Linked DNA regions of Homo sapiens: all the other regions are linked to region 2. A link is a contact called in ENCODE Hi-C data. All regions are on one chromosome and are shown on one strand. The core of a region is the stretch at or near the end of the contact, and the rest is flanking DNA. Distances in the headings are between cores, read along the strand shown. Region 1 holds the start of NUDT9 (nudix hydrolase 9). Region 2 holds the start of TIGD2 (tigger transposable element derived 2). Region 3 holds the start of HSD17B11 (hydroxysteroid 17-beta dehydrogenase 11).

Evidence for each region. A loop is a pair of places that touch in the nucleus more often than their neighbours do. Pooled maps may share reads with other maps.
Region 1: a loop to region 2 is called in a map of gastrocnemius medialis, with 9 times the contacts of the local background. The contact joins the promoter of NUDT9 here to the promoter of TIGD2 in region 2. A Hi-C loop is called at or near these places in 2 of 168 maps with a recorded cell type or tissue (gastrocnemius medialis and naive thymus-derived CD4-positive, alpha-beta T cell), 1 of 37 single-sample maps with no recorded cell type and 11 of 50 pooled maps.
Region 3: a map of B cell shows a loop between it and region 2 (13-fold over the local background). The contact joins the promoter of HSD17B11 here to the promoter of TIGD2 in region 2. A Hi-C loop is called at or near these places in 2 of 168 maps with a recorded cell type or tissue (B cell and naive thymus-derived CD4-positive, alpha-beta T cell) and 7 of 50 pooled maps.

Annotation. Positions count from the first base shown.
Region 1 is chr4:87,421,241-87,423,950 of GRCh38, forward strand. It overlaps NUDT9 (nudix hydrolase 9), which reads left to right and starts at 1,333. Exons shown (of 8, transcript NM_024047.5): 1 at 1,333-1,772. The coding sequence starts at 1,666. RefSeq lists enhancers at 1,102-1,151, 1,221-2,155, 2,699-2,710.
Region 2 is chr4:89,110,243-89,113,162 of GRCh38, forward strand. It overlaps TIGD2 (tigger transposable element derived 2), which reads left to right and starts at 1,291. Exons shown (of 2, transcript NM_145715.3): 1 at 1,291-1,641; 2 at 1,825-2,920. The coding sequence starts at 2,733. RefSeq lists enhancers at 799-908, 939-1,018 and a silencer at 1,099-1,548.
Region 3 is chr4:87,389,853-87,392,859 of GRCh38, forward strand. HSD17B11 (hydroxysteroid 17-beta dehydrogenase 11) reads right to left here and starts at 1,336. Exons shown (of 7, transcript NM_016245.5): 1 at 1,009-1,336. The coding sequence starts at 1,218. RefSeq lists enhancers at 1,548-1,617, 1,631-2,203.

The DNA of each region.
Region 1 (2,710 bases), core at 83-2,582, 1.7 Mb before region 2:
TGGACAGTCTGGGTTTCCAACTTTGTTTGTCGGTTTGTTTAATTTTTGCCTCTCAAGTTTATTATCCAGTATTATGTGTGTTGCCCTCTGTTCCTCCTCCAGCATGTGTGCCTATTTTCACAGCTTTTCTCCTCCACGAGTTTCCAAGGGCCACAACTGGTCCTAGCAAAGCCTTGTGAATGAAATCCAGCAATTGGAGCAGACAACTTGGTTAAGAAAACAAAAACAAAAAACCAAGAAACCCTTCAAGATACGAGGGCTGAGTCTCTGGACTATCTCCTCTTGCTGTAACCGCCCAAGGGGTTCACCTTTCCCGCTTCCTAGACAGAGCTGATTCATCAAGACAGGGGAATTGCAATAGAGAAAGAGTAATTCATGCAGAGCCAGCTGTGTGAGACCGGAGTTCTATTATTACTCAAATCAGTCTCCCTGAGCATTCAGGGAGCAGAGGTTTTTTCTTTTTTTTTTTGATACGTAGTTTCACTCTTGTCGCCCAGGGTGGAGTGCAGTGGTGCGACGTTGGCTCACTGCAACCTCCACCTCCCGGGTTCAAGCGATTCTCCTGCTTCATCCTCCTGAGCAGCTGGGACTACAGGCGCGTTTACCACCATGCCCAGCTAATTTTTGTATTTTTAGTAGAGACGAGGTTTCACCACGTTGGCCAGGCTGGTCTTGAACTCCTGACTGCAAGTGATCCCGCCTCGGCCTCCCAAATCAGTCATAATTTTGCAAAGGCGGTTTCATTCCCATAACGAAGTATTATTCAAAAATATGGCTAAGACCTGCGTCCTTCCGCAACAACTTACTCCCTAAAAAAACCAGAGCAGGGCCAGGCGCGTTGGCTGAGGCCTGTAACCTCAGCACTGTGGGAGGCCCAAACAGTTGGATTATTTGAGCTTGAGAGTTGGAGACCAGCCTGGGCAACATGGCAAAAATCTGTCGCTACAAAACATACAAAAATTAGCCAGGTATGGCGGTGTGTGCCTGTAGTCCCAGCTACGTCGGGGGCTGAGACAAGAGACTCGCTTAAGCCCAGGAGGTTGAGGCGGCAATGAGCTGAAATCGCGCCCCTGCACTGCAGCCTGGGCGACAGAGCCAGACTCTTGTCTCAAAAAACAAAAACCAAAAACCCAGGGCAGCAAGTCTCTCTCAAACCCCTTGGCTTCTTTCCCACTTATTCCCGTTCCAGTTCCTCGTCTGTTTCACCTTTCCTTTCCTCTGACACTTTCTTGGTAGTTCCCTGCGTCCCCAAGTAAGCCTGCGCAGACTGGGAAGTCTGGGAAGTCGGAGAAGGAAGGCGCTACCAAGCCGGCAACGCACGACCTTTGCTTTGCGGCGCGGCCGTAAAGCGCCATTACGCAGAGAGAAAGTTACGAGGTTCGTGGCCGCGGTTTCCCCAGGCAGCTGGCGCTGGAGGCTTCGGCGTCACGTGCTGGTCTGGATTTTTCTCGATGCACTGGGGAAAGCGGTGGACTCTTATCGTGGGAGGGCTCTTGATCTGTGATTTATAGATAGGCACAGCTACTCCCGTTCGGGAACCCAACGGCAGACAGGTCCTAGTGCCCATCAGATACCCGCGGCCGGGACTCGGAGCTGTGGGGTGTGGGGAGGCGGAGGCACCAACTAAGAGCGACCTAGCATCGCAAAGCCGCCCTCGGGGCGCTCATGGCGGGACGCCTCCTGGGAAAGGCTTTAGCCGCGGTGTCTCTCTCTCTGGCCTTGGCCTCTGTGACTATCAGGTCCTCGCGCTGCCGCGGCATCCAGGCGTTCAGGTATTCCACCCTCCTACTACCGGCTCCTTTGCCCTAGACCTTGAGTTGGGGGTGGGAAGCAGCTTTTTTTTCTGGCGTATTCTGTAGGCTTTGCTTTGCCTCTCGGGTTTTTATAGTCATATACAAGTTTTCAAAAAGGCTCTAAAATATTTTATCTGCCTTTTGAGGAAAACGAGTGGCAGGGACCCTTCTTGACTTCTGATTTTGAAATTTGCCATTCTCTGTAAATCATTGTTAGTATCACGAGAGAGTTTAAATAGCAATTGTTTGGGGTGGTGGTGTCCCGTGCCATTTTTTTATGGTTAATACTTAAAACATTATTATTAGTATTAATACATGTACATAGTTAAAACAACTTGAAAATGTAAAATGAAAAGTAAAATCACTATTCCCCCTGTCCCCTTTCCAGGGTGGACAATATATTATATTTACTATCTACCTCCTTTTTTTTAATAATTTGTCTATTGTGGTTAAATTTAGGGATTTATGGTGTCTTACACTGCCTCCTTCTGTTCTTCCCTTCTCCAGTTTTTATTCTTTGAGTTAGTAAACACAGGGTCCTAGGTGCAGCAGCCTTTTCTTATTTTATAGATATTAAAAGTCTTGAATCTACAAAGATGATAATTAGAAAAATCTATTTCCTAAATAATTTACTTACTGTTGGTCAATTGTTCTGTGTCTTTTTGGTCCTGTTTCCTTCTGTTGCTTTTTCTCGAACATGTGATGGGCACTGGTTATCTGTCTATATTTTGATTAATATGAGTAATAGGTCTTGTTTTCAGTACATGGGTCGCTAATTGACTTTTGGCTCTGTACCAGGTTGCCTAGATAGGAAGGTTTCAGTTGAGGGCATGTGAGCAGGTACCAGATGGGTAGACTGGGAACCTGCCTTTTGCTTCAGGCTTTGCAGTAGTGGTGGAGCAACTTCTCTGCTGAGT
Region 2 (2,920 bases), core at 41-2,540:
AGGCAGGGAAGAGGGGAGGTCTAAAAGCAGGTATTCTCCAAAAGCCACTTACAACCTCACAACATAACTAGATCAAAGAATTTCTGTCATGCCAGATAGTGGAAGGCTGCTATGTTGAGAAAGGCAATTGAGCAGTTTTGGCGGCGGAGTCAAACAGAAGGCTTAGAATCAACATCTGTTTTCTACAGTATGCTCGCTTTGATTTCCATCTCCAAGTTTCTGAAATTCCAGAAACAGTATATGGCCTTGTCAAAGAAATGACGAATTACTATGTTACTTTGTGTTAACGAAAAGGTTACATTTATGTTCATATGGAAGAGATAATTCACTGAAGAATTTCCAATTTTTCAAACTGACACGCACACACAAGACGGAAAGGAAGGCAGCCTGACCGCGTTTCCCAGGAAACAGGTGGTGCAAGGTGGAGGTGCACCACTCTCTCCTCCAGGAAGGCGGTGACCCTTCCGCAGATGTCTCCGTTGGAAACAAATAAAGGGAGTATCAGTCAAAGCGCAATTCCCCGATTCCACTTGAGAAGCCCCGGGCGTCGAGGCACGGCAGGAAATTTACCACGACGCCTCCCACTGGCTCAAGGGTCTCCCAGGTGCTGTCGATTTTGCAAAGGGTCCGTCTCTACAGCGACTGTGACGAGTTTCGGAGCATCAGCACCGGGGAGCGCTGACCCGACACTCGGCTCTACCGCAGCCCGCCGCGCCTCGGCACCCTGGGCTTGTCCGGCTGGGTGTTGCCGAGCGAACGCCCCAGCTCCTGCCCGGAACCCACGTCCGCCGGCTCCTACCGTGCCTCATGATCCTCGCTCGGGCTAGCACTTTCCACGCGCGCTGACTCTGGGCTCCGACACCTGGACCGCCTCCGCAAGGCGGCGCGGCTGCTGTTTGTAAACACGCCCCACGTGCGCTCGCCCTGCCCCATTCGCAGCCCGCTCCCGGCACGCGAGGATCCTCCGCTTTCCCCCCAGCACTGGGGGGGTGAGATTTTAAAATTTCCCCCTAGGGAGAAAAGAGCCTCGTCGGCAGAGCCGGGCCACTGGGAAAAGCGCCAGGACAAGGCGAGCGTGTGCCTCCCCCTGCCGGCCAGGGAGGCACTGCGGCCCCGAAACGGCCAGGCGGTGAGTGGAACCCACGCAGCGCCTAGAGACGCACCCCTGCCGGGCCCCCGCCCCTCCCGCCCGCTCGCCGGAGTCCCCTCCCCCGGGCCGCGTGCGCTCACCCGCGCAGGCCCCGCCCCCTCGCCGGCACAACGTTCTGCGGGGGCGCGCGCGTGCTCTCTAATCCCCCGCCTTCCGGCTCCGGCGGCGACGCTCGTCCCTCTCCGCTCGTCCCTCGCCGCTGCCGGGCCACCAGTGCCAGCCTGCCTCAGGAGACTCCATTTGCGCTTAGTGTGGTCTGGGCGCCGCGCAGGCGGTCCCAGGGCGATGCCCGGGGCCGGCGGACTGGCGTTCCCTGTGCCAAGCGGCCGCCCGCTGGCTGGCTGGCTGCAGCAGTGACATCCTGGTCGCCGGCGTCCAGGCGGAATCCGGGCTCCCTCCGCGGGAGGAAAGACGTCCCGCGCTCTGAAGCTCGCCCAGCGGGGAGAGGCCCTCGCTAACACGGCTTCTCCCTGACCTCTTAATTTCAGGAGGTAGGCTCTTCAGGTCCCTCTCTCTGTCACCCCAGATTATGCCTGAAAGCATTATTTGTCGTATTTAGCTATCACATTGATAGGAGGCGTTAATTTTCTCAACATAGTTGCAGGATAAATGTGGATAATGCCACAGATCCTGATGTTGAATTGAAAGAAAATGTTTTTGGTATTTTCCTTTAGGTTTCGGAGCCTCCGAGTATCTCTACAGCCCCCACAGGAACTGCTTCTGTTGGTCCATCGAGGATCGTCTTTCACCAGGATTATTGTAACATCATCTTCACCGAGCCTGCCACCCCATAGCCTCTACCTTGGGTCCTCATTTCCACCGATGCAGTTTTTTTGATGCTTTCTTTAGTAATGTGACATCACATGTCCACTATCCTCCTTTCCAGCTGCCAAATCTAGTAGGTTTAAGTCGCTTTTAAAGTAGAGTTTTCTGCCTGTTCCACTTTCACCTTATTTGCACTGTTCACTTCTGTCCGGGTCATCTTCTCTTGCGTATGATTTCCACAAGCACTCACTTGCGCAACCTATAGCAGAGTCCGTGCCTAGAGAGACAGCATTCCATACAATCCACTGCTTGACAAAGACCACATAGTCAGAGGGTGAGTTTTCCCATTGTATTTTCCTGTATGTCAAGTTTGCAAGTCCTCTCTTGACTTAAACTGTTTACTCCCTAGCACATTTCCTAAAATACTTCCACCTGAGATTTAGTGGCTATTCTGGCAAAGAACATTACCTGCAAGGATGGCAAGAATTGAGTATGCAATAGTACTGTTTTAGAAGCCTTACCAGTACAGTTTCTAGCCTCTAGTGTGATTGCACTTCATGAAAGACCCTGAACCCTGAGGAGGAAGAAAGATAGAAGATAAGAGTTAATTGGCGCTAGGCTTTGTTGTAGGAAGTTTGTAAGTTTTAAAATAGCAAGTAGATTCACGTAGACCTTGTCAGGAAATTGGTCACTATCCATCTAGGCCCTAGAAGTGAGAGGAGGAATCTTACGAACTCATTTTCTAGTTGCTTTGTATTCAAATCTTAGTTGTTAATTATCTTGTTCTAGTAATCACCTAAAATATTAGACACTTAAAATGTTGGGGAAACGTAAGCGTGTGGTGTTGACAATTAAGGACAAGCTTGACATTATTAAGAAACTTGAGGAAGGCATCTCTTTCAAAAAACTTTCCGTGGTGTACGGAATTGGTGAATCCACAGTTCGTGATATTAAAAAGAACAAAGAAAGGATTATAAACTATGCAAACAGTTCAGATCCTACCAG
Region 3 (3,007 bases), core at 86-2,585, 1.7 Mb before region 2:
GTCCTAGGTAAAAAATTACACTGAAAGTTTTTTTCCCTTTTATTGTTTTTACTAAAAGATGCTTTCCCGCCACTCCTTCAGTATCACAGGTCAAACGTGGTAAAAAATGTTTTTTAAAAAAATTTGAGACAGGGTCTCACTCTGTCACCCAGGCTGGAGTGCAGTGGGGCGTTTACAGCTCACTGCAGTCTCCACCTCCCAGGCTCAAGCAACCCCCCACCTCAGCCTCCCGGAAAAGATGCTTTTTAAAATTACTCTTGGCAATAACTATGGCAATGTAGCATTGGTTTCTGTTGAGTATAATCTTTTTGTTTGTTTTTTGAGACGGAGTCTAGCTCTGTCGCCCAGGCTGAAGTGCAGTGGCGCCATCTTGGCTCACTGCAACCTCCGCCCCGCGGGGTTCCCGCCATTCTCCTGCCTCAGCCTCCCCAATAGCTGGGACTACAGACGCCCGCCACCACGCCCGGCTAATTTTTTTTTGGTATTTTTAGTAGAGACGGGGTTTCAGTGTGTTAGGATGGTCTCGATCTCCTGACCTCGCGATCCGCCTGCCTTGGACTCCCAAAGTGCTGGGATTACAGGCGTGAGCCAACGGCGAGTATAATCTTTCAAACCACTTTTCTCATTAACAGTAAGTAGGACTTTCTCTTAATAGGTACAAGCTTCTTACTCTTTTAATATATAGCTAAAACGATTGTTTTTTCCCTATTTTTAAAATAGAGGGATCAATGAAATCAGGTTCAGGAAAAAATTATGAGTTATCCTTAGGGCAAAAATGGGGATCAATTTACAAATGGGGCAGTAACTGGGACTATTATAACCTCTAGGTCTGTTTATCATGTGATCATACAACATATTAATTCATGCCCTCCCATCTGCAAAATGGCAATACTAATTTTTTTTTCCTCCCTGCTTTGCAGAGATGAGGTAAAGGGTGGTTGCCAGCAAAATGCAGACACATCCACAAATTAAAGGTACCAGAAAGTAAAACATAGTAAACACTGTTACCTTATTTATATCCCAGAGAACCAGCTTGCTTTTAAGTTTAGCAAATTCATAGGCAGTCAGTCTCCCAATTCCATGCCCAGCTCCTGTAATCAGCACGATTTCGCCGGTGACTGATTTTCTCCTCTTAGGAATAAAAAGCTTCACGAAGGACTCTAGGGAGCAGACGATCAGTAACGGGAGAAGCAGGAGGATGTCCAGAAGAAATTTCATCCCTTTTGTGGCTGCGAGCGTTTGGTGTGTTTTTTTTTTTTTTTACCACTCTAAACTGCTTTTAGAGGGTAGCTCGATCTAACACCAGAAAGAGTAGGGGCGAGAGCAAGGAGGAACTCCCGTATCAAAGAAAAACAACTCCGAAACCGTTCCTTCCGCTGGGCTGGGCTTTGTTGGTCTTTCGCAATTGGCTCGGGCTGCAGTGCTTGCTAGCTCAGAGATCTGGGAGGGACGAAGTCCAGACCGGAGCAAAGCTTCCTAGTTCTGCTTTGCGCAGCCCCCACGCGGTGTGTGGCCGCGATTGTCTTTTACACCACTTTCTCCCGGTGTCGTGAGCCGGCCTTGGAGGGTTAGTTGCTCACTTGTTTTCCTAAATTGGATAAGTTCCAAGGATAACCGACAGTGTCCACAGGCCAGATGCTTCTTTCATAGTTGAAGGTTGCTTATCACTAGATAGGGGGTGCCGCTGGGCGCGGCGGCTCTCGCCTGTGATCCTGGCACTTTGAGAAGCCCTGGCGGGAGGATCGCTTGACCCCAGGAGTTCGAGATCAGCCTGAACAACATAGGGAGACCCCCGGTCTCTTTTTTTTTTTTTTTAATTAGCCAGGCGTAGTGGCGTGTGCCTGTAGTTCCAGCTACTCGAGAGACTGAGGCACGGGAATTGCTTGAGTCCAGGAGGTGGAGGCTACAGTGAGTGAAGATCGCGCCACTGCACTCCAGCCTGGACGAAAAGGCCAGACTTTGTCCTAAAAAACAAAAACTAGATAGAGGATGCAAATGTAGATTCCTATCTTAAAGGATCCTGAAAAGACCAATCGTTCTGCTTCCAGCTGAGAAATTGCGCTACATCACATTTTAGTTTGAACTAAGCACGATTTCTGGAAGACAGGGGAAATTTTGTCTGTTCAAGGACAGCTTCAATCAAGCGCCAGAAAAAATTGTTATCGTATTAAAGGGATTGTTTCCACAAGAAAGAAGAGTATATTTGAATAATCATTTTTCACTTGACCTATTAGAGTTTGAAAATAAAAAATATATGTTGTACTTTAGGAATTTTATCTTTATTCAAGTGAATAAATAGCAAATCATTTAGCCTAAAGATTACCTATGTAACATTTGGTTTTGTAGCCTATATAAATGGGTATTCAGTATATGCTAACTAGTGACTTGAAAAAATTCTAGAGATTGGTTACTGGAAGAAAAGACCTAACTAGGGCTTGTGTCCAGTAAGAGCTTAATAATGGTATTGCATGCATTTTTTTCCAACTCATTTTTGACAGACATTGGATTTGGGTTTTGCGCAAGACACTCCAGTGCTTGGGAAGGGACTTTGTTGTGTGACAATAGTCAACTTTCATATTTAAGAGCCAGAAAGATCACACAAAAAAATCAAAGTTCACAAATAGTTCAAACTCGATTGTCCCTCTTACTTAAGCAGCCATACGTTGTTATAGGGGATGAAGGGATAGTGGCAGCCTCACAAAAGTGAACCCCATTATAGAATTCTTTGAATTCAGAATATCTACAACTTTTTTTTGGATAGCCTCCAAATCCAAATTTACAAAACACTTGTATAGAAAGTTTACAAAGTGTTCTTCCACATATATTATTTCATTTGATTTTCAAAAGCCTCCTAGGAAATAGAGAAAAGTAGAGTCAGGATATATTTATACCTATACTGTAAATGAATAAATCTGTTAGATCAACTTTAAAATCTACACAGTGAGTAAAAGTGTAACTGGGGCTACACATATGTTCAGTGTTTGTCAATTTTTTGGTCCAACACCTA